Linked DNA regions of Mus musculus: region 2 is linked to region 1. The links are chromatin contacts, found by POLR2A ChIA-PET in ENCODE. All regions are on one chromosome and are shown on one strand. Each heading gives the region's core, a stretch centred on a gene start or an enhancer-like site at or near the end of the contact. The rest is flanking DNA. Distances are from core to core; before and after follow the strand shown.

Region 1 (7,168 bases), core at 1,807-4,306:
GCTCTAACACCAAAGGTAAGCTAGGTCAGAAAACACACGCTCTAACACCAAAGGTAAGCTAGGTCAGAAAACACACGCTCTAACACCAAAGGTAAGCTAGGTCAGAAAACACACGCTCTAACACCAAAGGTAAGCTGCGGTCAGAAAACACACGCTCTAACACCAAAGGTAAGCTGCGGTCAGAAAACACACGCTCTAACACCAAAGGTAAGCTGCGGTCAGAAAACACATGCTCTAACACCAAAGGTAAGCTGCGGTCAGAAAACACACGCTCTAACAAGAAAGGTAAGCTGCGGTCAGAAAACACACGCTCTAACACCAAAGGTAAGCTGCGGTCAGAAAACACACGCTCTAACACCAAAGGTAAGCTAGGTCAGAAAACACACGCTCTAACACCAAAGGTAAGCTGCGGTCAGAAAACACACGCTCTAACACCAAAGGTAAGCTAGGTCAGAAAACACACGCTCTAACACCAAAGGTAAGCTAGGTCAGAAAACACATGCTCTAACAAACACCAAAGGTAAGCTAGGTCAGAAAACACACGCTCTAACACCAAAGGTAAGCTAGGTCAGAAAACACACGCTCTAACACCAAAGGTAAGCTAGGTCAGAAAACACATGCTCTAACACCAAAGGTAAGCTAGGTCAGAAAACACACGCTCTAACACCAAAGGTAAGCTAGGTCAGAAAACACATGCTCTAACACCAAAGGTAAGCTAGGTCAGAAAACACACGCTCTAACAAACACCAAAGGTAAGCTAGGTCAGAAAACACACGCTCTAACACCAAAGGTAAGCTAGGTCAGAAAACACATGCTCTAACACCAAAGGTAAGCTAGGTCAGAAAACACATGCTCTAACACCAAAGGTAAGCTAGGTCAGAAAACACACGCTCTAACACCAAAGGTAAGCTAGGTCAGAAAACACATGCTCTAACAAACACCAAAGGTAAGCTAGGTCAGAAAACACACGCTCTAACACCAAAGGTAAGCTAGGTCAGAAAACACACGCTCTAACACCAAAGGTAAGCTAGGTCAGAAAACACATGCTCTAACACCAAAGGTAAGCTAGGTCAGAAAACACACGCTCTAACACCAAAGGTAAGCTAGGTCAGGAAACACACGCTCTAACACCAAAGGTAAGCTAGGTCAGAAAACACACGCTCTAACACCAAAGGTAAGCTAGGTCAGAAAACACACGCTCTAACACCAAAGGTAAGCTAGGTCAGGTGGTTAGTGTTACTGTTCTCCTCAAGAAATAGTGCAACATTTGCAGTACTTTGTGGGTTAGGAGGGCAGAGCCAAGTCAAATACCAGGAAGTAAAAAGACAGCTGTGTCCAACAGCATTTGTCTATGGAGGTGAGAAGCGAACATAACAGGCGTTTCCTGACTTAAGTGGTCTGTGTCATTATGGGTAACCACTTATAAAGTGAAAATAGCCAGGTGTGGTGGCACGTGCCTTTGATCCCAGCATTCAGGCAGCAGAGGCATCTCTGAGTTTTGAGGCCAGCCTGGTCTGTAGAGTGAGTTCTAGGACATCCAGGGCTATTTATTACACAGTGAAACCCTGTCTCCAAAAACCAAATTAAGAGAAAGAAACTAAATCCAGGTGGGCCTGGCATATGCCTTTGTTAAACAAAATTTGTTGGGTGATCATGTGAGGCCAAGAGAAAAGACTCAGTGGTTAAGAACACTTGTTCTGGTGGAAGGACCGGGCGCAGTTCCCAGCACTAGGTGGTGGCTGGCAACCATCCATCCATAACTCCGGTCCCAGGGCTCTGACCCCTGCAGCTGACCTCCATGGGCACCAGACATGGGGCATATGCAGGCAAACACGTTTCTGTGACTGTGCCTGCTTGTGTTAGGTGTGTGTTTTCCCTCAGAGGCTAGCAGAGGGCACCGCACCGTGCACCACATCCCCTGGAGCCGGCCTTGCAGGTCAGTTATGAGCCAGCTGGCATGGGTGCTGGCAACTGAAGGGAACTGAAGAACAGCCCTGCTCTTAGCCACCGAGCTGTCTTCCAGTCACCATCCAAGTAGGGATCTAAGGCAGGTTCCTTGATGTTTCATCGCATGTTGGCACTCACAGTGAGTACAGCGTGCCCGTGTGAGGTCACGTGACACTGCCTGAACTACCTCAGATTCCGTACATATTTAATTTTCAGTTTGTGTTTGGTTTTACTATTGCTGAATTTTCCTGACACCCCCACACTTTGACTTACATACCCGAGGTTACAATTCAGTGTCAGAAGCTTCGGTCTGTGTGACTGTTATGTGACCTGAGCAAACCTTCAGCCTCTCTTCAGATCTATTCTGTCTAGCTGCCCTCTTTCCTTATCCTGTTGTGGAGAGGCTCTCTCTCCCCTCAGTCCCGTCCCACTAAGGCTCAGAACCTGCCTTCCACCTCACGAGTGCGAGGCTGTTCTACTGAGTGTGCCCCCTCCAACACAGAAGTTAAATGTCTGAGGACAATTGGAAGTTGCTTAAAAGTACTTGGAGGGCTACATACCTGTAATGCAGCATTGGGAAGCTGAGACAGGAGGAGTGCCATGAGCACAAGGCCAGCCTTAGCTACTTAGTATTCTCCTGTTTTTAAAAAAAAAAAAAAGATGGGCAGGGCTGGTGAGATGGCTCAGTGGGTAAAAGCACCGAATGCTCTTCCGAAGGTCCAGAGTTCAAATCCCAGCAACTACATGGTGGCTCACAACCATCCGTAACAAGATCTGACTCCCTCTTCTGGTGTGTCTGAAGACAGCTACAGTGTACTTACATATAATAATAAATAAATCTTTAAAAAAAAAAAAGATGGGCAAACCAAAATAAACAAAACCTATTAAGAGGGAGAGCTTGCGTGTCTGGCTTTCCTCTCCAGCCCCGTCTGGTTTCAGTTCCTGCCTTCATCTCGGCTTCCGAGCTCCCCACAGAGGAGGGTTGGGTGAGAGGGAGACTTCCCGGCTGCATCATGCAGGAGGGTGAGTCAACCCAAAGGCATCTGGAGGGCTCAGAGCTCTGATGCCCCGACCTGGCAGTTAGCTGGCCCACAGGCCTAGAGGCTGACGCTGGAAGGCTGAGAGACCCTGGCTGCTAGAGCAATCATCTGACTGAGGAGTGAGGCCAGTGCACTGTTGTTGGTCTTGACACAGAGGCAGGCTTATGCAACCTTACAGATCTCTAGTCAGGGAAGAGTGTCTGGGCTGGAACATGACGACACCCTACACCAACCAGGAGACCGGAAGCTAAATTAGCTGTGATGGGTGTTTGTCATTCAGGAGCCTGCCCGAGAGTTAAAGGATTTCCAAAGATGAGGCACCTTGGATCCTAGAGATTACTCTGAGGTTTTGCTGTGCGCTCGCCCTTACTAGGGACCAAAGACTGGAGAGAGATTGCAGTTACAGAGCGTAGAGTGTTCGTCAGCTGCAGGGCTCCTAGGGACCGGAGGAATTTACTCTGATATAATTGTTTCTTTCTGGGACAGGATCTGTGTTGCCCAGACTGGCCTTACACTCACTGTGCAGTGGAAGGTAACTTTGAAAGCTCTGGTCCCTCTGCCTCTCCTGAGTGTTGGAGTTAGAGGCTTGTACCACTCTGCTGGGTTATGTAGTACTAGGTATGACACACACAGGCAAAGCAGCCACTCTACCACCTGAACCTCCTCGATAGCCTTCCAGTGAGTGTGTTCAGTGAGCCCCTTCACGCACGCTGTGGGCAGACAATAGACTTGCTGTGCTCTTCTTCTAGGTGAAGTGGTAAACACCCATGGTCCAGTCGAACCTGACAAAGACAACATTCGCCAGGAGCCCTACACCCTGCCCCAGGGCTTCACCTGGGATGCCTTGGATCTGGGAGACCGTGGTGTGGTGAGTAGGCCTGGCTTGTGGGTGGGACAGGACTCTTAGGAGATGAGCCTCAGAGAGCTGAACAAACCCCATCCAGTACTTCCTGGGCATGCCCAGACTCTACAGTAAGAGCATGTCATAGGTGTAAGGGTGAAAGTTGACTTCTGAAGTTCCTATTGTGGAACCTTATTTTTTTTTCTTATTTTGTTTATTTATTTTGCTTGTCATTGGTTTTCTTTTATTTTGTTTTGTATTGGGGGCAAGTTGTCTCTCTCTTACGTAACTGGCTATCCTGGAACTCACTATGTAGACTAGGCTGGCCTCGAACACAGAGACCACCTGCCTCTCCCTCCTAAATGCTGGATTAGAGGCATTTGACACACTGCCTGGCTTCTTGTCCGTACCTTGCTTGACTTGTGACCTGGGCTGCTGAGGGTCCTGCCCTCCACGCCTTTCCTCAGTGGCGACCCAGCACCTTGTGCATTTTTAATAATGGTTCATGTCTTGAGAAAGCACTCTAAACAGTGAGCTTCAACCCCAGTAGCTGCCTCTTTATTGTTGTTATATTTACTAGTGATTTAAGGTGAGCTTGCATGTGGGTATGTGACTGTCCTATTCAGGACTTTTGTTACTGTAATAAAACACCGTGAACAAAAGCAACCTGGGGAGGAAAGGGTTTATTTCAGCTTACACGCCATGAGTAACAGGAAGTCAAGACAGAAACAGTCTACTCTTTTTTATTTATTTATCTTTATATATAATCTGTAAGTACACTGTAGCTGTCTTCAGACACCCCAGAAGAGGGCATCAGATCTCATTATGGATGGTTGTGAGCCATCATGTGGTTGCTGGGATTTGAACTCAGGACCTTCAGAAGAGTAGTCAGTGCTCTTAACCTCTGAGCCATCTCTCCAGCCCCTGAAACAGTCTACTCTTACGGAGGCATTTTCCCAAATAATATTTCCTCTCCCTAGATATGCTTGGTTGTGTTAATTTGGCAAGACTAACCAGCACAGGACATGTGGGGCCCAACGCTACATTTGGAGCTAATTATAGATGGTTGTGAACATGTGATCTGGGTGTCGGGAAGTGACCGGGGTCCTCTGGAAGTGCAGCAGATGTCTTAACCACAGAGCCGTCTCCCCAGTGTCTAATTCACATTCTTCATGTGTGTTTAGCAGGAACCGGGTGTGCCCAAGTGTGGGTGCGAATGCATCCATGTACTTAGTTCTGGTTTGGTTTGGTTTGGTTTGGTTTGGTTCTGAGAAAGGGTCTCACTGTGTGGCCCTAGCAGGCCTGCAACTTGCTCTGTAGAGCAAGGTGGCCTTGGGATCACAGAGAGCTTCTAAGTGCTGGAGTGACAGTCCCACGCCGCCATGCCCAGCACGTGTTCAGGGTTTGTTTCTTAGGCGGATGTGCTGGTATAGCAGGTGTGTGTCGCCAGCACCTGATTGCTGGGCTCGGGATTGAACCCAGAGCTCTGTGTGTACTGGACTATTCAACAAGGACTCTACCAACTGAGCCACGTACTCCCCCCGCGTACTCCCCCGGCCACTTTCTTATTTCCCCTTGAGTCAGAGTCTTATTATGTAACCCTGGCTGGCCTTGAACTTGAGTCAAACCTCCTGCCTCACTTTGCTGAGCACCGAGATTGCAGGATGACCACACTGGTTATCCTCCTGTTTTAACATCAGGGATTTAGAATTTTTTTCTCTGTAAGGAAACACACACACACACACACACACACACACACACACACACACACACCCTCCCAATTTATTAAGTGCCTTTTTCCTTCAACTAGATTGTAGAGATCCTCTCAAGGACCGTCAGCAGTTCTGCCATACCTGTCTTAGGAACAGAGGGGTTGGTTTGGTTTGGTTTGGTTTGATTTGGTTTTTGTTTTTTTCGAGACAGGGTTTCTCTGTGTAGCCCTGGCTGTCCTGGAACTCACTTTGTAGACCAGGCTGGCCTCGAACTCAGAAATCCACCTGCCTCTGCCTCCCAAGTGCTGTGATTAAAGATGTGCGCCACCACGCCCAGATGCTTCTTCTTCCTTTTTTTTTTTTTAAAGATTTACTTATTATTATACATAAGTACACTGTAGCTGTCTTCAGATATGCCAGAAGAGGGCATCAGATCTCATTATGGGTGGTTGTGAGCCACCATGTGGTTGCTGGGATTTGAACTCAGGACCTTTGGAGGAGCAGTCAGTGCTCTTACCTGCTGAGCCATCTTGCCAACCCCCTTCCAGCCCCCTTCTTTAGCTTTTTACTGGTGAGGTGGGGGTGGGAGGATGGGAGATGAGAAGCAGGTGTGGGCCATAGCATATATCCCTGTGGAGATAGAGGGCAGTGTTGTGACGTCAGTTCTCTTCTGCCTTATGTGAGCTCCAGGAATTGAACTCAGGTCATTAAACCAGTTTTCTTCTACTTGGGCCAACTGATGGGGATGGCTTATGAAGGCAGAAAAAGTTTGTTGGGCTAAATGAAAAAATCCAATCATGTTTTTGGTTTTTTAAATATGGCAGTGGTGTCCTGGAAGTAAGTGATTCCTTAATCAGCCCCCAAACTCACTTCTCCAAAGCATGTTCACAGAAAATGGGAGGCTTCCTCTGGGGACCAGGGTAATCTTAAGTAGTTGGTTAGCAGGTTCTATAGATGCAGCTGTGTACTGAAGTGTGCGACCCTGCCCTCTAGTGGTTCCATTTCTTATTGCAACCAAGGGTTCTTGTTCTAAAAGAAGCCAACGTTCCATGCCTGGGTTGAAAGGGATTGTGAGACCTGGGGTGGATTTGGTAGTTTGCTTTGTCCTTCTGTGAAGCCTGGCGCTGCGTGGAGTTGAAGTTGCCCCGTTTGGCAGAGCATCTCAGTGAGCTCCCTCTCTCTCCGCAGCTGAAAGAGCTGTACACCCTCCTGAACGAGAACTACGTGGAAGATGATGACAATATGTTCCGATTCGACTATTCCCCAGAGTTTCTCTTGTGGTAAGTCATAAGGGGTGTCTTTTATATCTTTATTTAACTTGGAAACAATAGGAATTTGTTTCTCATGATTCTGGAGGCTAGGAAATCGAAGGAGCCAGAGGTTTAGTGTGATAATAGCCTGGTCTCCAGTCTCCAAAACCTCTCCTAGTTAGAAGACAAAGCAGGTAGCAGATCCCAAGAGCCAGCCGCTGAGTGTGAAATCTCTGTGTCCCTCAGTTTGTACATCTGGAGACTTGCTTTAAGTGGTGTTTAGAACTGAAACCTTCCTTAAAATAAATTGCTAGAGGGAGACATGCAGAGTTGTTTCCCAGCAAAGACCATATACTCCATGGTGACTTTCTCAAGGGG
Region 2 (7,168 bases), core at 2,445-4,944, 42 kb after region 1:
GGACCAACAAGACCAGCCTGTGATACCACACCCCTTCCGTGTCGGCGACACCGTGTGGGTACGCCGGCACCAGACTAAGAACTTGGAACCTCGCTGGAAAGGACCCTACACCGTCCTGCTGACCACCCCCACCGCTCTCAAAGTAGACGGCATCGCTGCGTGGATCCACGCCGCTCACGTAAAAGCGGCGACAACCCCTCCGGCCGGAACAGCATCAGGACCGACATGGAAGGTCCAGCGTTCTCAAAACCCCTTAAAGATAAGATTAACCCGTGGGCCCCCCTGATAGTCCTGGGGATCTTAATAAGGGCAGGAGTATCAGTACCACATGACAGCCCTCATCAGGTCTTCAATGTTACTTGGAGAGTTACCAACTTAATGACAGGACAAACAGCTAATGCTACCTCCCTCCTGGGGACAATGACCGATGCCTTTCCCAAACTGTACTTTGACTTGTGCGATTTAATAGGGGACGACTGGGATGAGACTGGACTCGGGTGTCGCACTCCCGGGGGAAGAAAAAGGGCAAGAACATTTGACTTCTATGTTTGCCCCGGGCATACTGTACCAACAGGGTGTGGAGGCCCGAGAGAGGGCTACTGTGGCAAATGGGGCTGTGAGACCACTGGACAGGCATACTGGAAGCCATCATCATCATGGGACCTAATTTCCCTTAAGCGAGGAAACACCCCTCGGAATCAGGGCCCCTGTTATGATTCCTCAGCGGTCTCCAGTGGCATCCAGGGTGCCACACCGGGGGGTCGATGCAATCCCCTAGTCCTAGAATTCACTGACGCGGGTAAAAAGGCCAGCTGGGATGGCCCCAAAGTATGGGGACTAAGACTGTACCGATCCACAGGAACCGACCCGGTGACCCGGTTCTCTTTGACCCGCCAGGTCCTCAATATAGGGCCCCGCATCCCCATTGGGCCTAATCCCGTGATCACTGACCAGTTACCCCCCTCCCGACCCGTGCAGATCATGCTCCCCAGGCCTCCTCAGCCTTCCCCTACAGGCGCAGCCTCTATACAACCTGGGACGGGAGACAGACTGCTGAACCTGGTAGATGGAGCCTACCAAGCACTCAACCTCACCAGTCCTGACAAAACCCAAGAGTGCTGGTTGTGTCTGGTATCGGGACCCCCCTATTACGAAGGGGTTGCCGTCCTAGGTACCTACTCCAACCATACCTCTGCCCCAGCTAACTGCTCCGTGGCCTCCCAACACAAGCTGACCCTGTCCGAAGTAACCGGACAGGGACTCTGCGTAGGAGCAGTTCCCAAAACCCATCAGGCCCTGTGTAATACCACCCAGAATACAAGCGACGGGTCCTACTATCTGGCTGCTCCCGCCGGGACCATTTGGGCTTGCAACACCGGGCTCACTCCCTGCCTATCTACTACTGTACTCAACCTCACCACCGATTACTGTGTCCTGGTTGAGCTCTGGCCAAAGGTGACCTACCACTCCCCTGGTTATGTTTATGGCCAGTTTGAGAGAAAAACCAAATATAAAAGAGAGCCGGTGTCATTAACTCTGGCCCTGCTGTTGGGAGGACTTACTATGGGCGGCATAGCTGCAGGAGTAGGAACAGGGACTACAGCCCTAGTGGCCACCAAGCAATTCGAGCAGCTCCAGGCAGCCATACATACAGACCTTGGGGCCTTAGAAAAATCAGTCAGTGCCCTAGAAAAGTCTCTGACCTCGTTGTCTGAGGTGGTCCTACAGAACCGGAGAAGATTAGATCTACTGTTCCTAAAAGAAGGAGGATTATGTGCTGCCCTAAAAGAAGAATGCTGTTTCTACGCGGACCACACTGGCGTAGTGAGAGATAGCATGGCAAAGCTAAGAGAAAGGTTAAACCAGAGACAAAAATTGTTCGAATCAGGACAAGGGTGGTTTGAGGGACTGTTTAACAGGTCCCCATGGTTCACGACCTTGGTATCCACCATTATGGGCCCCTTGATAATACTCTTATTAATCCTACTCTTCGGACCCTGTATTCTCAACCGCTTGGTCCAGTTTGTAAAAGACAGAATTTCGGTGGTGCAGGCCCTGGTTCTGACCCAACAGTATCACCAACTCAAATCAATAGGTCCAGAAGAAGTAGAATCACGTAAATAAAAGATTTTATTCAGTTTCCAGAAAGAGGGGGGAATGAAAGACCCCACCATAAGGCTTAGCAAGCTAGCTGCAGTAACGCCATTTCGCAAGGCATGAAAAAGTACCAGAGCTGGGTTCTCAAAAGTTACAAGGAAGTTCAGTTATAGATTAACAGTTAAAGATCAAGGCTGAATAGCACTGGGACAGGGGCCGAACAGGATATCGGTGGTCAAGCACCTGGGCCCCGGCTCAGGGCCAAGAACAGATGGTTCTCAGATAAAGCGGAACCAGCAACAGACACAGAAGCCCCGATAGACGTCAGTGTTCGCAGAACTAGCTTCACTGATTTAAAAAAATAGAGGTGCACAATGCTCTGGTCACTCCTTAAACCTGTGTGTCTGCCAATGTTCTGACCAGATATGTGCCCATTGCTGAACCTTCATTAGACTCTTTCCTTGTACCCCTCCCCTACCCATTTCTTGAAAATAGACATTGTTTAGATCTAAAAAGTCCCACCTCAGTTTCCCCAAATGACCGGGAAGTACCCCAAACCTTATTCGAACTAACCAACCAGCTCGCTTCTCGCTTCTGTAACCACGCTTTTTGCTCCCCAGCCCTAGCCCTATAAAAAGGGTAAAAACTCCACACTCGGCGCGCCAGTCCTCCGATAGACTGAGTCGCCCGGGTACCCGTGTTCCCAATAAAGCCTCTTGCTGTTTACATCCGAATCGTGGACTCGCTGATCCTTGGGAGGGTCTCCTCAGATTGATTGACTGCCCACCTGGGGGGTCTTTCAGAAACAAAAAGCCATCAAGGCCCGGGAGACGCTCAGCCATAAGAGAGTTTGTGGACGGCTGGGGAGATGGCTCAGTGGTTAAGAGCACTGGGTCTGTTTCTAAGGGCTCTTGGGTTGGAGTCTTAGTACCAATATGATAGCTCATAACCATCTGTTATTCCCGTTCCAGGGGATCCCATGCTCTCTGCCGGCCTCTGAGGGTACTGCATGAGCATGGTGCACATACATACATGCAGAGAAAGCATACATGTTAAATAAATGAGGGTTCAAGAGATGGTTCAGCAGTTCAGAGCACTGACTGCTCTTTCAGAGATCCTGAGTTCAAGTCCCAGCAACTACAGGGTGGCTCTCAGCCATCTGTAATGGGATTTGATGCCCTCTTCTGGTGTGTCTGTAGATAACTACAGTGTACTCATATATAAAAAATAAATAAATAGATCTTAAAAGAAAAAAAAGATGGCTGGGCAGTGATGGTGCATGCTTTTAATCCCAGCACTTGGGAGGCAGAGACAGGCAGATTTCTGAGTTCAAGGCCAGCCTGGTCTACAAAGTGAGTTCCAGGACAGCCAGGGCTACACAGAGAAACCTTGTCTCAAACAACAACAACAACACCAAAAAAAAAAAAAAAAAAAAAAAAAAAAAAAAGAGAGTTTGTGGCTCCAGCTTGATGACCTGAGCTCCAATTTCCAGAACCCACATCAAAGCCAGCTGTGGCTGCGCACACCTGTAATCTCAGGGCCACGGAGGTGGCCAGAGAAAGATTGCTGGGTTTGCTGGCCAGCAGCCAGGCTCCAGGCTCTGAGAGATAACCTGTCTTGGGGAGATAAGGCCAAGAGAGATTGAGCAGGACCCTTGCTTCTGGCATTTGAGCATGCATGCAGGTGTGCACGCGTGCACTCGAGAGCATGCACACACACACACACACACACACACACACACCACACACATACACAGGCACACACGCGTGCACCACCACCACCACCCACAACCACAAAACAACATGCTGTATCAAATCTCAGGAGACTTGAATAAACCCAGGCTTAGAATGAGGTCTTCTCTATCTTCCAGAGCCTGGCTCCAGCTAATATTTTCGGGAAGACTCTGAAGCTAAAGCAGATGGACCGGCTAAATGGTTTGCATTCTCCCACAGCCCTTCCCAGTCTTTCCTGAGTTCAGAGCTGATGCCTTGGGCTCTGGGTTCTCAGCCCTAGCTGTGTATCGGGTTCTCCCGGGGCCAGAGCAGGCATGAGCTGGCACTTGGGCATCTGTATTTTAAAATTGGACTTTGTGGCTTTTTGGGCAGAGGGCGTGGTCGAATCTGCAGAAGTGTTTATGCGTGTGCAAGGATGTATGCATATGCTAATTAGCCAGCCGCACTGATCTGACCTTGGCTCTGCCTCCTCAACACTGGGATGATAGGTATGTGCCACCACACCTGACGGTTGGTGTGGGTTGCAGAGACTGAGCCTCACGCTTACACAGTAAGCGCTTTCCTGACTAAACTGTCTCCTCAGCCCCCAAATTTACCCTGAGTTTAAGGGTGATCATGACTAAAAATCAGTGTCTCCGGGCAGGAGTAGCCTGCCCTCCCTTAGGTATCTGTGGATTCCCTGGGGTAGAGGGCTGTGGCCGTCAGTTTCGGTTCCCCTTCGTACGCCCCCACCCCCATCAGGATAGTGGCTGACATACTGTTTCCATATAGCTAGGCCAAGGGATCACCCGAGTCACCCTTCCTCCTCCCTCTTTCTATGGTATTTATTCAGGCAATCTGAATTATCTGATCCAGAGAAACAACAGGGACAGGGGCAGGGCATGCAGGGGGCACTGATGGCGCCACCAGGCCTGGGACCAAAGCTAGCTGGGCTCACCCTTCCTTCACCCCAGCAGCCTGGAAAGGCTCCTCAGCTGAGGTCACCTCCCCTAACTGGGCCAGTCCTCTGATGCCAAGCCCAGGGGGGGGTGGGGAGGGGGCTGGGGTGTGACTAAGCCCGGAAATGGAGGTGAGTCACAGCGGGCCTGCTTTGTCCCCAGCCTTCGGCAAACAGGCCACTGAGATTGAGCCTGGCAGTCGTAAAGCCTGATGATGGCTTCCACTGAAGCAACTTTCCACAGTTGACAGGGCCTCCTACTCCTGTCCTGGGCTCAATCACTAGAGTCTGTTGGGATGGAAAAGCGACCCACCCAAGTGTCACCGGTCTCTGACCACTCTTACTTACACCGTAACCACACACCCATAGAAAAGCCAACCAGAGCCAGGGGTGGTGGCTCACACCAGAAATCTCAGCGGTTGAGAGGGTTAAGGCAGGAGGATTACCAAGTTCGAGGCCAGCCTAAACTGTAGACTGTGACCTTAACTCACCCCAAAGGACCCTCTCCCAACCAAGAGGGGGGGAAAAAAAAGAAAAAGTCAAACGGAGTCCATAGTGAGAGTGTATAACCAAGCTGCACCAGGGGCTGGGGCTCAGGTGGGCACTCTTAAGCCATGAGCAGGGTCATCAAAAGCAAGGGGCAAGGCCAGCAGGAGGCCCAGACGTAGGGCAGTAATGTGGGTGCTGGCTCTCCACCTGACCACCAGAAAACAGATGTTGGGTTCAGCCAGGCCCAACCCCACAGGTGTCTCATAAATTACAAGCCCAGAACAGGCTCACACCCCTCCTGCATCCTACTGTGACTGTGGGTTTTCTACCCGACCCTGGGCTGGGCCCACAACCACTCTCAACTGTGCGGGAGGGGCACCGCTCATTAAATAACAATAGGGAGGAATTGGAAGGTGGAGAGCCAGAGGTGGTAACTACCCAAGCCCAACAGAGGAGATGACCTGAGAATTGAAGCATGGCAGAGACAAAGGGAAGCGGTAGCGGTAGCGCCAGGGCGGTGCCTGCCTGGAATGCCAGCTTTCAAGAGGTTGACAGGGGAGATTATGGGGAGTTAAAGGGCCAACCTGGGCTAAATATCAAAACTATCTTCTAGTGATAATGATGATGAAAGCGAAATCTGTGCCACCTGGCACACGGGCCGTGAAACCTGGTGGTCAGTGACAGAAACTGGGTCCCCAAGTAATACAGATCTTGTGACTGAACGGATTCAAGACACACAGAACTGGCAGTTTCACAGAACTAGCACTCCTGGCTAGGCTGTATACTAAGCCTCAAAGACAGAAAGCAGATCACTGGCAGGGGAAACTAATGGTTATAACATACCTGGGAGGGTGGGGGTGGGTTAACTACGGAAAGCCTTGGCACTAGGTAATGATGACAGCTGCATATCAAGTGAGCAGAAATGCCAGGAGCCAACCACTTAGACGCTGGCCTCAACCCCACTCTGCAGCCAAGGATGGCCTTACACTCCTGAGCCTCCGGCCCCCACCTCCCATGTCCTGGCATTACTGATACTACCAGTCAGGGGTTTCGTTTTTGATTTGCTTTTATCTTGCTGTTCAGAGAAGTTTCTTTGCCGCGTAGCCCAGGTTGGCCCTGAACTCTATGTATAGCCCAGGCTGGCCCTGAACTCTTGCCTTTGCCCTTGCATGTTGAGATTATAGGTGTTTGCCTCTCTCCCCGCTTCCTACCCCTTCCTTCCCTCTTCATGCCCAGGTCTTCAGGCATAAAAATTGTATGCCACTGAGTTATATTTCCAGGCCTAGAACAATCAATTTTATCACACACATACACTCCCACTCACATGTTTTTGAAACAAGACGTCTAGACACAGACTAACCCTAAACTCACAATTCTCCTGCCTCAGCTCCCCAGTGTTGTGATTATAGAAATGAGCTACCTGACTGAGTCCCCAATTATTAAAACTTTAATAATATACCAAAAATTACTGTAGCCTTTTCCACCACCAAACAGAAACTCACATACAAACTTACAGCAATCCTCCAGTGTCAGTCTCTTAAGTGCTGCGGCTGCAGGTGTGTGCACTCCTGGCTAGGCTCTATGCTAAGTAGCTGAATTATACAGAACATGAATTATCTCAATAAACCTGCTGAGGTGGAGGCACAGGGCAGCTACCCAGGTGGTGAAGTGGGACTGAACTGGGAGCTAAGGGTGTGGGGGTTGTCTAAGCCGGAATAGATGCCGTGGGAGAACCAGTAAAAATGCACAGTGCTCAGTTAGGAAGGAAGGGCTCCCAGATCCTAGCACTGCTGAAAACAGTGTGGATATCCAAGGCAGAGGCTGCGTAGTGAGCAGAGGCCAGTGTAGACTGGCAGAGACGGGCTGTAAGGTTCTGAGCATTTAACAGAGGGGTATGTGCAGAGTAGGTGTG

What was found. ChIA-PET counts read pairs that join two places held with the same protein, here RNA polymerase II (POLR2A).
Region 2: POLR2A ChIA-PET joins it to region 1 with 10 read pairs in Patski. The contact joins two enhancer-like sites. POLR2A ChIA-PET finds 5 or more read pairs at or near these places in 3 of 5 experiments (Patski and embryonic stem cell).

Annotation. Positions count from the first base shown.
Region 1 is chr11:103,048,470-103,055,637 of GRCm38, forward strand. It overlaps Nmt1 (N-myristoyltransferase 1), which reads left to right. Exons shown (of 12, transcript NM_008707.4): 4 at 3,737-3,855; 5 at 6,729-6,820. It overlaps Gm42090 (a long non-coding RNA gene), which reads left to right. Exons shown (of 2, transcript XR_003949775.1): 1 at 1-129; 2 at 521-1,226. Among named protein-coding and RNA genes, the nearest start is that of Gm42090, 4.4 kb to the left of the region's middle. Within about 2 kb of position 3,057, at least 2 of the 3 ENCODE cell types and tissues checked have a DNase peak (open chromatin) inside an H3K27ac peak, as active enhancers do.
Region 2 is chr11:103,089,806-103,096,973 of GRCm38, forward strand. All of the region lies in intron 1 of Plcd3 (phospholipase C, delta 3), which reads right to left. Among named protein-coding and RNA genes, the nearest start is that of Plcd3, 8.3 kb to the right of the region's middle. Within about 2 kb of position 3,695, at least 2 of the 3 ENCODE cell types and tissues checked have a DNase peak (open chromatin) inside an H3K27ac peak, as active enhancers do.